Regions from separate parts of the Homo sapiens genome. Here region 2 is linked to region 1. Evidence: chromatin loops called from intact Hi-C (ENCODE). Cell type or tissue: sigmoid colon. All regions are shown on one strand.

What was found. Hi-C counts contacts between places; a loop is a spot of excess contacts. Peaks named below come from ENCODE experiments on the same cell type or tissue, not always from the same donor. Only the 100,000 strongest peaks of a DNase experiment are listed, where the experiment ranks them.
Region 2: a loop joins it to region 1, with 6 times the contacts of the local background. A loop is called at or near these places in 2 of 110 quality-filtered maps.

The regions. Positions count from the first base shown.
Region 1 is chr10:121,134,536-121,142,535 of GRCh38, forward strand. All of the region lies in intron 1 of LOC124902515 (a long non-coding RNA gene), which reads right to left. The region is part of intron 1 of LOC105378522 (a long non-coding RNA gene); the gene reads left to right. Among named protein-coding and RNA genes, the nearest start is that of LINC01153, 40 kb to the right of the region's middle. In sigmoid colon, no CTCF peak of the experiment used is centred here; a DNase peak (open chromatin) is centred at 3,814.
Region 2 is chr10:121,030,498-121,038,497 of GRCh38, forward strand. The region is part of intron 3 of LOC105378521 (a long non-coding RNA gene); the gene reads right to left. Among named protein-coding and RNA genes, the nearest start is that of LINC01153, 140 kb to the right of the region's middle. In sigmoid colon, no CTCF peak of the experiment used is centred here; a DNase peak (open chromatin) is centred at 3,114; H3K27ac peaks cover 580 bases.

The sequences.
Region 1 (8,000 bases):
AGGGATGAGCCCTGTGACTTCATCCGAACCCTGAATCAAGCTCAGGCTAAGCCAGATGTAACCTCTGGACTTCCAGCTTAAAAATAAGCATAAATTATCTTCGGGCTTAAGATACATTGGTTTTTCTATCACTCGTACCTTCAAAAAGAGTCCCAACCAGTGGATCTTGCAGTAGGCATTTCCCTGGCTTTCTGGAGGATTTCTGAGATGACAGATGCTTCTCAGTGATTAGCTTTGCTGGTGGCAGGTGGAGCCATCTGTGCAGTGGTTGGGTGTTGTGAACCTGCCTCTGCCCAGCTTTCTAGACTTTTGCTCTCACCCTCTGATCAAGTCAAAAGCCTGGGGAGGAGAGGGGGCATCCTGGATTCCTCTGTTCCTTTGCTCCCTGAATCCAGTCAATCATCACATCTGATTAATTCCACCACCAGACAGCTCTCAACTGCATACACTACTCTCTCTTCTCTGACACCACCCACATCAGAGCTCCTACCACCTTTTGTGAGGGCTCCTAAAATAGACTCCTAACTGGTCTCTCCATTCTACACTTACCGCCCAGTCCTTTCTCCACCTAACATCTAAAGTGGAATTGCAAAATAGAAATCAGATCATCATGTCTGTCCCTTCCCTGTTTCAGTCACTTAAATGGTTTGTGTGTTTGTCTTATATACAATGCTGTGGCCATACCAGCCACCACCTTTTGGTCTCTGGAATGTACCAAGCTGTTTGGCATGTACCGAGACTGTATTCATTTCCTATCTTACAGTTCTCTAGGTCGGAAGCCCACATGGGTCTCACAGGGCTAAAGCCTCAGTGTCTGCTGGGATGCATTCCTTTCTGGAGGCTGTGGGAGAGAATGTGTTTCCTTGCCTTCCAAACTTCTAGAAGCTGCCTACATTCCAGTGTACAGCCCATCTTTAAATGTGGCATCTTTCTGACCCTTCTGTTGGTATATCATTCTCTGGCTGCAGTTGGGAAAGCTTCTCTCCTTTTAATGTTTCGTGTGACTAGATTGGGGCCCCCTGATAATCCAGGCTATCAACCCATCTCGAGGACCATAACCATAATCTGCAAAGTTCCTTTTGCTATGTTGGGTAAGATATTCACAGGCTCCAGGGATTCAGGTGTGAACATCTGTGGGCGGAGTGTGGGGTGGGGGAGGGGCATTTTTCTGCAGACCACAGGCCCTTTGCACATGTTGTTTGCTTTACCTAAAGTGCTCTTCCACCCACTTCTCATCAGCCTAACTCCTTTAGGCCAAACTTTGGGTCCTCAGAGAGACCTCAGTAAAAATCTACTTTAAATTAGACCCTCTGGTTACTATGGCTCCTGTTTCTTTCCCTCGTAGCACTTTCAGCAGTCTGTAATTAGATATATTTGTGTAATTACTACTTGATCATTTTTCCCATTGGAGTGAAAACTCTGTAAGAACAGGAACTGTACTGATTTTGCTATTTGCCCATGACATTAGCAGTCATGTGGTGGCTGCTCCGTGAATGAATGACTGCAGTGAAATTGGCTCGGAACTTTAAGCTCAGCCCTGTCTCCTTCAGGACCAACCCTTACCTGAGGCAAGAGAGATTTAAGGGGTTCCAACCTGGATTTCTGGAATCTAGTATCTAGCCTCCCTTGCTGCAACTGCATCCCTGCCTTGGGCCCCTGTCATGATCCTGAGTACCTGCTCTGATGCTCTGGGCCCAAGGCCCTGTGTTCATCATCTGCGCCTTCTTTTCTCTTGTCCAAGGATCCCTGGATTCAGGTCTACTACTCTTGAGCCCCTGCTGGGGAGGCAGCACCTTTCTTTTGCAGCGCTTCTTGGAATTGTTAATTACACATGTTATCATCTGCCTCCCTTAGTAAGCGGTACACAACAGAAGGAGAGTGTTTGCTTTTCTCCTGTTCACTGTTGGGACTGCAGGACCCCAGCCAGTATCTGCTCCCCTCCCCCAGACACCCTACACCCGCTGATGAATAAATGGATGCCTGCATTCTTCTATATCCTTTCTAGACCTTCCAGGCTTGCCCATGCATCACTGCCATCCTCCGTGTGGGAGCACCCTGGTGCCGACTACTCTGCCGACTGACTACAGACCCTCCAAGGCCATGTCTACACTTCTTGTTTCCAACATAGCTCTTGCACCTCTATGCCATGCTGCAGGAATTTTATCTTTAGTGCCAGTTCTAGGATTAATGCCAATCAGAAATAAGCACCACTTCAGAGAGAATATAGAATTTAGCCAAATAATATTTATTGAGCACTTACTCTACACAAAAATCAGAGTTGCACAAAAGTGAGCAACCACAGAAACTATCCTCAAGAATCCCACAAAATTGCAAAGGAACAAATAATTATCCTGGAATAATAAGCATCCCAATTCCACTGCTACAGCTATGAGAGTGGGATGCAGTGGGAGGAAAAGACAGGGGCTTCTCCAGTTGTCGCTGCCACCAGACCATCCTAGTAACAGAAAAACTCATCTATAGGCTGCCCTAACCCTGGCTTAAGAGGAGGGGAGGCAGTGTAGCCTCATGGAAAAGGTTTAGGTGAAAGCAAGAAATGTTAATAAGATTTTACTTCTCATTTAAATGTAATTAATGTCTGATTCCAGCCAGACAGAAGCTCAGACTCAAATGTTGAAAAGACTTTGGAAATCGTAAGGTCTTCTCCACATAAGCACACATCTCTCCGGTGAGGATATCCCTGTCTAACTTCCTGCAGAAGGCCTGCAGGAGGAATGAAGGTGGTGTCCACAGTGAGTCTGGAGCAGGGGCAGAGCTGGCCAACTAAGAGGGAGGGCTCAGTTCTCACGGGGCCATGCCTCTCAGAGTCTCTTTCTCAGATGCCAAAGTGCTCAGTTGGGAAAACTGCAAAACAGTAGTAAAAAGATTTTCGAGTTGGAAATATGCAGCCCTGGAATTAATTGATAGGAAGCAGCCAGGTTGTGAAGTTCCATCATTTGCCACTGAGATGGGGAGATCCTGGGGCAGGTGAAGGACTGGCAAGCAGGTGACATCTCAGCCACCCACCAGTCTTGCTTGATCATGGAATCTCATCTGAGAGCTGAGGGGAAGATGTTTGTGGATCTCAAGACATTTCTCCAACATATTTGCAAGTTGACATTAGTTCTTTACTCCAGGCCTTGGTTATGGCTGACACAGAGTTTTACTAACGCAAAGTGATCTGCCAAACTATTTTGGCTGTGTTTTGCTGGAAGCCAGAGAGAAGACAAAGAACTCTATAAAAAATAACAAGCAAAGCAGAATGCCCTGCCTGTCTCCCTGAGGTGACACCAGCTATTTTCCCATGAAAATAAAGAGAGCAAGGAATAATTAAGAGAAGGGGTGAAGGTGGGGGAGGGAACAAGAGAAACCCATCTGTAAACACAGGAGGGTTTTTGATGACTTTTAAATAGCAAAAGAACAATTATATGATTTTGCAGTGATTCAAATTTTTTGAAAATTGAGAGAAATTAAAAGAGAATTAATGCTGTTGCTTTTGTTTTCTACCCAGCATCTTGAAATGTTATGTGAGCATCAAAATAAGTTTTAAGAACTGCCTCTCTATTCTCTGATGTGAAGGGGGCTCTGTGGGGCTTCTATGGTAATCCGGGTAAGCAAAGAGTGGATTAAGGCAGTAATTTTCAGTAGCTAAAAAAAAAACTACAAAGGCACAAGTGCTACCAATTATATCTCAACACAAACCAGTACCTCCTTAAGTTTCAACACAGAGAAGGCAAACAATTTCATTGTCAACCAGGGTGTTCTCGTAGAAAGCCTTGGAACATGCTGGGCGCATTAAAGGGGAGCTATCTCGCATGTGCAATTACTCAACACATCTTTAAAACTGTAAACACTTGTTCACATGTGGAGAAGTTTAGAGCCGTACAGGCTTGGAAAACCCACCTGGCAGGCGGGTTCCCTCCGCTTCTCTCCAGTTGAGTAACCATCCTCGGCGCCCACTCCTCCTCTGAGAGCCAAACACCATCAGCAGAGAAATCATTAAGGAGTGGGGGACGAGAGTTCATACATGAGCTATTTTTATCCAGAGCACTCCCTTTTCTCCTGTCTGGGTTGATCTCCTCCATAAACCTTGCCTCCATCTTTCTCCCCGCCACCTGGTGCAGGGAGAAATGCCATCTGGCTTTTGGCTAGCAGCTTTCTCCAGCTTTGAAGGGTGAGTGGCACTGAGGATGCAGATATTTCCAAATAAACCCAGCAGAGGAAGATCGCCCAGGGTTGGTTTTTGAAACAGCAGACTGCGTGACCACAAAGAGAATACCCACCATGCACAGAAAAAATAATCTCTCCAAATGTGTTCAAGAAAAGAATGTAGAGAGCCCAAAGACGCCTGCCTATAAATATGGGAGTCAAATGGAAAGAAAGCAAGGTTTATTCTCCCCCATTGGCCTGGCTCACTGAGAACTGCACTCATATATATGTATGCATCACATGTCATACATGGAAAAGACCCATGAGATCATGTTGCTCAACTTGCTGCCAACAGGAGGGCATGGCTGTTTCTCCTTTCCCAGGGCTGATGTTACAATGTCTCCAGCAAGGAACTGATTGTTTTACTTTGCTGGTTTAATTGGCCATTGTGAGGTCACTGGGGAGAGAGCAAAGCCAATTCCCTGGCCTCTCAGATCCACATACATCCTGGGCTCTGGAGAGACATTCGAAGGAGAAGTGCTCTAAATTCAAAGGGAAATACGACGCCCAGCCACGGAAAATGGCAATAAATCCATAAGAAATTAAAATTTTACTTGAAGTGGAAATTTTATCATCACCAAATTCTGCCAAATTTTGGATTTGGGGATTGGTAAAGAGGTTTCCAAAATGAAATGCTGTCTAAAGGTTGTTTGTTTTAAAGGACATAATACATAGTAAAAATGAAATAATCATCCCACCCAAATAAGAGTTATTTCTTTCCCAACAGACCTTTTCCAGGCTCAGTAATTTCACTGTTAATAGCAGAGAAAAAGCAATCAGCTAGGTAATGGGTACCACTAGCACTGAAGTCATTTAATTAGCACCAGTAAATGAGAGCTGCCCAGGTGCTCAGATGTAATTAGCTGTGCCCAAAACATTTCCTACATTGGCCAGCAACTACAGTCAAGGACAGGGAGCTATGCGCCATTGGAGAAGAATCTTCCCAAGCTGAGGACATGACCAGGCCCGTGGTCCAACCCTTCAACAGGCTGAGCAATGCCACAGTCCCCAAATCTTGAGGAAGGCCTCACTCTTGAAGAGGAAGCAAAGAAATGAGTTATGGGCTCTGAGGCCATGTTGCCTAGGTTTGAATCCTAGCTATATGCTTTGACAAGTTATTAAGATCTTTCTGTTTCAGTTTTCTCACCTGCAGAAGGGGGATAACAATAAAATCTACCTGAGGTTCAACAGTTAATATGTGTAATGTGCTTAAAAGGCTAAAGAGTTAATGTGTATAATGTGCTTAGAAGACTGGCACATGGTAAGCCTTCTCTAAGTGTTGGTCAGAATAAGAATAACTCTATTACTTTTGATTATTTTTACACCATTAATCAATCGTGGTTGCTTACAATCACCCAGCCATAAATGGTAGAATCAGCAGAGTAGTAACAGTAGAAGCACTAATTATAATAATGATGATAACAGTGGCTTCTACTTAGTACCTAGCATGTGCCAGATTTTGATCCAGATGCTCTACATCAGGAGTACAACCCATAAACCGAATCCAGCCTGCTACCTATTTTATAAATAAAGTTTTTTTGAAACACAACCATGCCCATTTATTTACATATTGTCTATGACTTCTTTTGGCAACAATAGAATTGAGTAGTTGTGACAGAAACCAGACAGATTGCAAGGCCTATCTGGCCTTTCATAGAAAATATTTGCCAACCCCTGCTCCACATAGCCTCAATTAATTATTGCAATAACTTCTGAGGTTGTATTTGTTTCCTGTATTCAGATAAGAAGACCAGAACTCAAAGAAGGACAAGGATATGCCTAAAATCTCTCTGATGGGAGCTAGGCACCATTTGACTCCAACACCCACCCCTTCCGGCCATGTTCCACTGGCTCCAGGAGCCCAAAGCATGTTCCCCGTGCCATTCCCATCACTGTCCACGGCAGTGGGAGATGAGCTGGGTACAGTCAGGCAGGTGCCACTGCTGAAGGTGCTCTGCTCTCCATGGAGGGAATGACCATCTGCAAAGCCAAGTCCTTCTGGCAATGACCCACTGAGTGAAACACTCTTCCCCTGACATACACGTTGGTTTATTCATATTCCCTGCTGTGGCTGCCTTGTGTGAGGCAGGATGTTGGCAGATGCAGGTGCCCTGCCAGGCCTGTCCCCTGGCTTAGCTGGGGGCAGTTTCAGAGCTATGACAAGCAATGGGCATTGAGGTACTCCTCAGAGACTGGTTGGTAATACTGGTTTACCAAATGATGGGGTAATTACCTAGAGATCTGTACAATTTCAAGTTTGTTCAGATAGTCAAGATTATTGCTACCACATGTGTTGGATGCTAAGAAACATTCTCCTTGTTGAAAAAGTGACCCATATTTTAAAGTCTTTGAAGATAAAAGGATTGTCTTAACTTATCTTAGATGGTTGCCCATTTAAGGGTTACCCAGCAGTCACAGGTTACAAGTACAGTGGGAAGGGCCTCAAATGCTGGGTCTGGACGTAGAAACATTGCCTTTCGATAGCGGTGTGGACATGGGGAAGCCACTCCCGTTCTCTTCAACAGTTAATGATCCAGATGATTCTGAAATCTCCATGCTCTAAAGTTGTGTTCCACTGTCTGCAAGAAGTCCATTCTAGACAATGTGACAATGTAGCGTGTGGCCTTTGAAGTTATACCATCCAAGCTCACATACTTGCTCTACTGCATGATCTTGGCTTCGGTAGTTAACTGGTCTGTAACTCTTTCTCTTCACTTGTAAAACAATGAGAATTGTGGTACCCGCCTCTGCTATTTTAATCCTACTTTGGGTATTTGAAAAGAAAACCCAGGTAACACACTTAACTCAATTTCTGGTCCATGATGACTATTCATGCATCATGCATGCACAAATCATTACTTTTATCATGGCAAACAATATTTTCCCATTTGGGATAATTCTCTGAGAAATCAGTTTATAAAGAAGTCAACTGCAAACCCATCTAGTCAGAGTCAAGTACACAAAAGCCCCTGGCCCTGATGCAGAAATCTTTCTGCACCATCTGGTTTTAACATACATAACTTGAATTGGGAAGTTCTCCTTGCTGAAAATTCTGGGGCTCCTGGAAGAAAGGGATGAAAGGTTTGTATCATCTTTGTATTTTTCTCATCTCTGACTTTGTTTCTGCTATCCAAGCTCTATGACCTGCCAGTTGGTGTCTATAAGCTTCTGGCCAGTCCCAATTTGAGGAGTTGATCTTGGAGTCCTCAAAGGCAGAAGTTCTCAGATGCACAAAGTATAGGCACATGTGGGTTCAGGTGTGCTCTTCTCACTGCCTAGAACAACTCCTCCTCTCCTGTCTTTCCATTTAACTCCTTCAACAGATGCCAACTGAGCACCTGCTACATTCCATGGTCTGCTCTAGTAAACAGGGTAATCTCCATTTCACATGGAGCTCACATTCTATAAGAGGTGTAAGGATGGTATATGAAAAAAAGACAAAAGATAAATACTCTATGTGTCAGTAAGTGACGCAAAGAAAAATTAAACACTGAGAACAGAGATAGTGAGAAGGGTATCTTTTTATTTAAGGCACTTGGGGAAGGCTTCTCTGCTCAGCAGAGATTAGAAAAAACCCAAAAGAAGTGGGAATGTGAGCCTAGCAAATATCTGGGGGAAGAATTCTAGGCAATCACATTAACAAAGGTCCTGAGGTAGAAGTGTACTTGGGAATTGGAGAAACATTGAGGATCAGTGTAGAGCACAGAGGAGGTAAGGAGAAGAGAAGGAGGGGATGAGGTCAGAGAGCTGATGGGGAACCCTTCAAAGTAGGGCCTTTGAAGACATGGTGAGGA
Region 2 (8,000 bases), 100 kb before region 1:
GTGATTAGAATGCACACTCACATTCAAGTACACTAGGAGAAGGCATGGGATGTGGATCTCATTTTGTCTTCCTTTGTTCTGAAAAATTACTCTCCCCCGTCCCACTTGTTTGTGATGCTCCCCTTTTCAATAACTTAATTCTCTTTATAAACTATTCATTCTGTACCATTAATCTGTGTCACACTGTTTTAATTTTTATAGTTAATAATCAAAGGCAGGCAAATTGGAATTCGGTATTATGTTTTTCCTATTAAATTTGCAAAGATTTAAAAACTCAATAATTTTCAGTGTTGGCAAAAATACAACGAACAAGACACTCTCATACAGTGGTGGTGAGAATGTAAAGTGATACATTTTTTCCTGAAAAGAACTTATGGCAATACGTCTAAAATATCTTTGCCTCTGCTTCAATAATTCCACCTGTAGACATTCATTCTAAGGAAATAATCAGAATTGGTTTAAAAATTATACTTACATTGTTTTTTGTTTACTCTGTTATTTGTTTTTAATGAATAGACATTTTTGGAAAAGCTTTCGGTTTATGGAAAAATTGAGCAGAAAATAAAGTGTTCCCATATGCTCCTCCCTCCCCAACATTTGCCTTATTACTAACATCTTGTATTAGTATGGTATATTTGTAACAATTGACGACCCAATCTTAATACATTATTAGTAACTAAAGTCCATAGTTTATATTAGGACCCGCTGTTTATGTTGTACATTCTATGGGTTTTCCCAAATCTGTGACATGTACAGACCATGACAGCATCATTCAGAATAGTGTCCTAAAAATCCCTTGTGCTCCAACTATTTGTCTTTTTAAATAGAAAAAAATAGAAAGTTCCAACAATATGAGCATGTTTACATAAACTATGATATATTTAATTCAACTAAAATATTATGCAACCATTAAAAATCATGTTCCTGCAAAATATTTAATTGACTTGGGGGAAATGTCAATGATATATTACTAAGTTTAAAAAAAGAATACAAACTGTATTTGTAATATCATCTGAGCTTTATTATTATTTATTTATTTTATTTTATTTTATTTATTTATTTTTGAGATAGAGTCTCACTCTGTCACCCAGGCTGGAGTGCAGTGGCGCGATCTCGGCTCACTGCAAGCTCCGCCTCCCGGGTTCATGCCATTCTCCTACCTCAGCCTCCCGAGTAGCTGGGACTACAGGCACCCGCCTTGACACCCGGCTAATTTTTTGTACTTTTAGTAGAGACGGGGTTTCACCGTGTTAGCCAGGATGGTTTCGATCTCCTGACCTTGTGATCGCCCGCCTCGGACTCCCAAAGTGCTGGGATTACCAGCGTGAGACACCGCGCCCAGCCTATTATTATTTAAATAATAATATATGTTCATAAAAAATACTCAAAGGGGCCGAGCACGTGCCTCACACCTGTAATCCCAACAGTTTGGGAGGCCAAGGCGGGCAGGAGTTTGAGACCAGCCTGGCCAACGTGGTGAAATTCAGTCTCTACTAAAAATACAAAAATTAGCCGGGCGTGGTGGTGGGCGCCTGCAGTCCCAGCTGCTTGGGAGGCTGAGACAGGAGAATTGCTTGAACCCAGGAGGCAGACGTTGCAGTGAGCCGAGACTGTGCCACTCACTGCAGCCTGCACAACAGAGCAAGCCTCCATCTAAAAAAAAAAAAAAAAAAAAAATCAAAAAACAAATAAACAAACAAAAACGCCACAGGGGGAAAAGACTGAAAGCTTTACATCAGAATGCTGAAAAGGTCTGTGAGAAGCTAAAAGTAGCTTGTAGGGTCAGGAACACTGCCTCTGGCATCAGCCACCTGAGAACTGCTTGATCTTGGGAAAATCACATTGCTTTCTTTTTTGTCTTTATGAAATTTTCTAAACTAAGGATGGATTGTTTTTAGAATGAGAAAAAAACTAATAAAAAAACTACAAATAGTAAAAGAGGAAGTGACAGAGAAGCAAAAGAAGACACAATGGGGCAATAAAGGAGTTTAAATGGCAACATTTCCTACCCAAAGTGACTGGAAGAGAAAAGAGAAGTCATTGACTTGCACAGCCAAAACTACTAGAGGGCTGGCCCGAGGCTCAGCTTGGGGCAGGGCTCCAATGGTGAGCCTCATGCCCCATTCCCTCTGTCTCTCAGATCACTATCTGGATTTCCCCCTGCAGTAGCCCAGGCCTCACTCACGTCCTTCCCGCTTCACAAGCTGTGAGAGTTTGCCAGAATTCCCCCCAGTGAAAATTTCATCTCATCTCATTGGTTCTAGTTGAGTCACATGCTCATGTCTCAACCAATCAAAGTGGCCAGAGAAAATGCAACTTGTTGAGTGGTTTAAGCCTGGATCCCTCAACCTTCAGAATCAAGGATGAAATCAGCTTCCCCAGAACCACGTGGAGTGACATTAAGTAAAAGAGTGATTCCCTAATGGGAACTACTGGGTGGCAATTAACAAAAGATGCTCTTTGTCCCTGAAGGGAGGTGGCTCCACAGCTCTGCCAGACGTTTTGGGTGAATCTCTGCAGCACCCATGTCACTCCTGAAGTAGTTTTAGGGGTATTTGTTTTCACGCCCACAGTAGAGGTGGCTGTATTGGTTTGTGCTGAACCAAGACCTGACCAGGCAGCAAATGACTGGTCCTCAGGACACTGGGACCACAGGCTTACTGTTAACATCTTTCAGTTTGTGCTTTCAGCATTTCACATCAAAAGGATTTTATAAAATGCCCTTTTTAAACTTTCTGAGACTATTAGTCTGAGTATTGGGAGGCACAGAGACGGCATCCCTGAGGCAGGGGTTAGGGGATGGGAGATCTTCTTTTCTGTGTAACTGAAGTGCAGTGATGTCTTTTATGACCTCCCCAAAGACAAAAGATGAGTATAACAATACTCTTGCCAATTTGCTGGAAAGTTTATCGTTTTTAGTTTCACAGCTGGAGATCCTCAGCCCATTTCATTATCCTTGGGCTAAACAGAGTCCTCATTTTATGGCTGTTGTGAAACTGTATTCTTGGAACAATGACAACCTCTGACTCCTCTAAAGTCATGGCCAGTTGAACTCCCTTGTGTCATTGGGATTGGCAATAAAAACAGGTTGGATACTAAGCAGATACACCTGCCGCTCAGGCATCTCTCAGGTGCCAAAAGATAGACTGATTGTGTGGACCAAGCTCCATGCTCTGGGACGAAGGGAATAGAATTGAATTCCCTTGGGAGGTTGAAGCTTCAGGGAGTATAGATCAAATAAACCTCCCTTCTGTGTAGGCTGTCCTTCCATCTGACAGTGAAATGATCCAGTTTTCTTGGGCTATGAATATGGACAGACCTTTAGCCCCACCTTAGCCAACACATGAAAAAGTATATAATCCTGGCAGGAACCCATATAGAAGAAGGCACTAGACCAGGCCATCTGCACCTTGTCATTTCTTTAATAAAATGGGATTTCATTACCTCGGCCCTGTCAGTATTTTTATCTTGCCTCTGCCTCTTTACACTTGGAGGGGGTTGCTGGGTTACCTGAAAAGAGACTGTTTTTCAAAGCAAAATACTGCATTACTATTACTAATATCACTATTAGTAATAGTAATGTGTCCGGAATTGGTGGGTTCTTGGTCTCACTGACTTCAAGAATGAAGCCGCGGACCCTCGCCGTGACTGTTACAGCTCTTAAGGTGGCACGTCTTGAGTCTGTCCCTTCTGATGTTCAGATGTGTTCGGAGTTTCTTCCTTCTGGTGGGTTCGTGGTCTCGCTGGGCTCAGGAATGAAACTGCAGACCTTCGCAGTGAGTGTTACAGCTCTTAAGGCAGCGCATCTGGAGTTGTTCGTTCCTCCCAGTGGGCTCGTGGTCTCTCTGGGCTCAGGAGTGAAGCTGCAGATCTTTGCAGTGAGTGTTATAGTTCACAAAAGCAGCGTGGACCCAAAGAGTGAGCAGTAGCAAGATTTATTGCAAAGAGCGAAAGAACAAAGCCTCCACTGTGTGCAAGGGGACCCGAGCTGATTGCCAATGCTGACCTGGGCAGCCTGCTTTTATTCTCTTATCTGGCCCCACCCACATCCTGCTGATTGGTAGAGCCCAGTGGCCTGTTTTGTCAGGGCGCTGACTGGTGCGTTTACAATCCCTGAGCTAGATACAAAGGTTCTCCAAGTCCCCATCAGATTAGTTAGATACAGAGTTTTGACACACAGGTTCTCCAAGGCCCCACCAGAGCAGCTAGATACAGAGTGTCGATTGGTGCATTCACAAACCTTGAGCTAAACACAGGGTGCTGATTGGTGTGTTTACAAACCTTGAGCTAGATACAGAGTGCCGATTGGTGTATTTACAATCCCTGAGCTAGACATAAAGGTTCTCCACGTCCCCACCAGAGCAGCTAGATACAGAGTGTCGATTGGTGCACTCACAAACCTTGAGCTAAACACAGGGTGCTGATTGGTGTATTTACAATCCCTGAGCTAGACATAAAGGTTTTCCAAGGCCCCACCAGAGCAGCTAGATACAGTGTCGATTGGTGCACTCACAAACCTTGAGCTAAACACAGGGTGCTGATTGGTGTGTTTACAAACCTTGAGCTAGATACAGAGTGCCGATTGGTGTATTTACAATCCCTGAGCTAGACATAAAGGTTCTCCACATCCCCACCAGAGCAGCTAGATACAGAGTGTGGATTGGTGCATTCACAAACCTTGAGCTAAACACAGGGTGCTGATTGGTGTATTTACAATCCCTGAGCTAGATATAAAGACTCTCCACGTCCCCACCAGACTCAGGAGCCCAGCTGGCTTCACCTAGTGGATCCCACACTGGGGCTGCAGGTAGAGCTGCCTGCCAGTCCTGTGCCGTGCACTCGCATTCCTCAGCCCTTGGGTGATCGATGGGACTGGGCACCATGGAGCAGGGGGTGGTGCTCGTTGGGGAGGCTCGGGCTGCACAGGAGCCCATGGAGGGGGTGGGAGACTCAGGCATGGCGGGCTGCAGGTCCCGAGCCCTGCCCCGCGGGAAGGCAGCTAAGGCTCGGTGAGAAATCGAGCTCAGCGCCGATGGGCTGGCACTGCTGGGGGACCCAGTACACCCTCCGCAGCCGCTGGCCCGGGTGCTAAGTCCCTCATTGCCCGGGGCCAGCAGGGCTGGCCGGCTGCTCCGAGTGCGGGGCCTGCCAAGCCCACGCGCACCCGGAACTCCAGCTGGCCCGCAAGTGCCGCAGGCAGCCCCCGTTCCCGCTCACGCCTCTCCCTCCACACCTCCCTGCAAGCTGAGGGAGTGGGCTCCAGCCTTGGCCAGCCCAGAAAAAGGCTCCCACAGTGCAGTGGGGGGGGGGCTGAAGGGCTCCTCAAATGCCACCAAAGTGGGAGCCCAGGCAGGGGAGGTGCCGAGAGCAAGCGAGGGCTCTGAGGACTGCCAGCACGCTGTCACCTCTCAGTAATAGCACAGCCCCATCCTTGCTGTACATTGTGGACATTATCTTGACTCCTCACAATAACTCTCCAAGGTAGGTCTCATAGTCACCATTTTAAATGGGAGGAAACTAAGGCTATGTCTTGTTAGGTAATTTACCCAGTTCATACAGTTCTATGTGATAGAACTGGAGTTTGGAAACTAAGCCTGACAATGCCAAATACTTTGTTTCTTCTCCTCATTATCAATAGCTGACTAAAATGTAATTTTGTCAACCTGATCTTGAAAAAATTTAGCCTGATTTTATTTTTATCTGTTATTCCTAAATTAAGCAGCCTCAGTGGCATTACAAGCCGAATCCTTGAGGTGACTGGTCACCAGAAGGAATCCAGCCTTCTCCATGCATAATCACTCTACAGCAGCCTTCCAGACCCATCCATGGGAATCCTTTTCTTGAGGTCTGGGCAAAACCACTCCAAGAACAAACCCCCCAATCTCCATCAGAGCTTCTCTGCCCCGTATTTGTCTGACCCCTCAGTTCAGCAGTGATGATGACCAGGGCAAGTCAAATCTATGTCTGAGCCTGTGGCCTGACCCCATTGTTTGTACTTATCCGATGTGAAATGCTAGTACTTGCTTTGCAATTTTACATTTTGATGCAAGTGAAAGGTTTGAACCAGCTGTTTAAAAAAACAAATAGCTTTAAACCCCATTGTAAAGTGATGACCTCATGTAGGAAAACTGGTTGGGCTCTTGCCCTAGGAGGGGCTGGGGGTAGGTTCCCGATAGACAAGCTGCTCCTTGTGAACCACTCAGAAGCTGGCTCTTGCTCAGCGGCTGTGGATGAGCCATGAGAGCCACATCTGTTTTTAAATCTTCAAGATGAATGGAGTTGAATTTTCTATTCTTTAAATGTGGAGAAGAAAAGAACAAAACGCTTCCTGTCAGTGAAGTCCTGTGTTTCTAAGTGGGGTAACTTCTTTTTTATTGAACGAAAGCTTTTCAAGAAGCATTCCAAAGAGGATATACCAGAATCTGGAACTGGCATATGAAAATATCACCTCTAGGGAACAATTCATAAAACCACCAATTACTCCGTGGACTCCTTTTGGCTCTGTCCTTGCTTTAGATGATAGGTACATTCTCACACCCCTGAGCTCCTCAGAAAAGCAGGAGGGATCCCTTTGTGCCCTCGTTTATACCCTGCTAGAGGTTAAGCATAGATGATACACTGTCACCTCACTGGAACATTTTAAACTTGAAAAAAAAAAAAAAGAGAAAGAAAACCTATTAAAATTGTCAACATTCCCACAGTAATTGAGTTTTCTAAATTCATTCAATAGCTAGTTTATTCATTTAATCAACCATTTTTTGAGTCCCTACTATATGCCAAATGCTGCTGTAGGGTGAGGAGTTGAAGATATAAGATCCATTACAATCATCCCCCTCATCCTCAGGAATACATGCCAAGACCCCCGGTGGATGCCTGAAATCACAGACAGCACCGAATCTTATATATACACCACATTCTTCCTCTACATTCATACTCATGATAGCTTAATTTATAAATTAGGCAAAGTAAGAAACTGGCAACAATAATAAGAATAATTGTAAGTACACTTTAATAAATGCTCTGTGAATGTAGTCTCTCTCCCTCTCAGAGTATCTTATTGTAATGTACCTACTGCTCTTGTGAGATGATAAAAAGCCTACATGATAAGATAAAGTGATAGGGCTGGGCGTGGTGGCTCATGCCTGTAATCCCAGCACTTTGGGAGGCCGAGGTGGGTGGATCACCTGAGATCAGGAGTTTGAGACCAGCCTGGCCAACATGGTGAAACCCCATCTCTTCTGAAAATAGAAAAATTAGCCAAGCGTGGTGGCTGGTGCCTGTAATTGCAGCTACTTGGGATGCTGAGACAGAAGAATCACTGGAACCCAGGAGGTGGAGGTTGCAGTGAGCCGAGTCAGAACAGCATGCACTTTAAAGCTTATGAATTGCTTATTTCTGGAATTTTCCACTTAGTATTTTCAGACCATGGTTGACTGCAGGTAACTGAAACCATGGAAAGCAAAACCACAGATAGAGGGACTACTATACCTGTACTCAAGTCGACAGTCTAGCAGAAGAGGAAGAGAAATAGATAACTTGAAGTCCATGTGGTCAGCTATGCTCAGGACACTGGGGGATAGGCCTGGGGGTAGGGAAGGAAGTGATGACCAAAGATGGCTTCCTGTAAGAAGAAACCCCAATCTGAGCTTTGAAGGACACGATGGGGTTAGCAAAACGTTTAAGACAGAAGAAGCAGCCTGTACAAAGGTGGAGGAGTGAGACAGGAGATAGGAGATGTATTGCAGGGGCTGTGGGGGCCAGGGCACGATGCTGGTTTATGATAGTGTTATCCCTGTGATAAGTCCCACACCTTTGGTCCATGGGAGCATCTCAGCACTGGGAGGCATCTGTGCATGTGTCTCCTCATAGCTGTAGACTCTCTGAAGATGTCTCTATGGATGTGGACACTCTTCCCCTGCATGTTATGACTGTCTGTTTCACACTTTCCAAAGCACATGCACACACATGCAGGCTTCCACACAGAAATTTCAAACAGATTG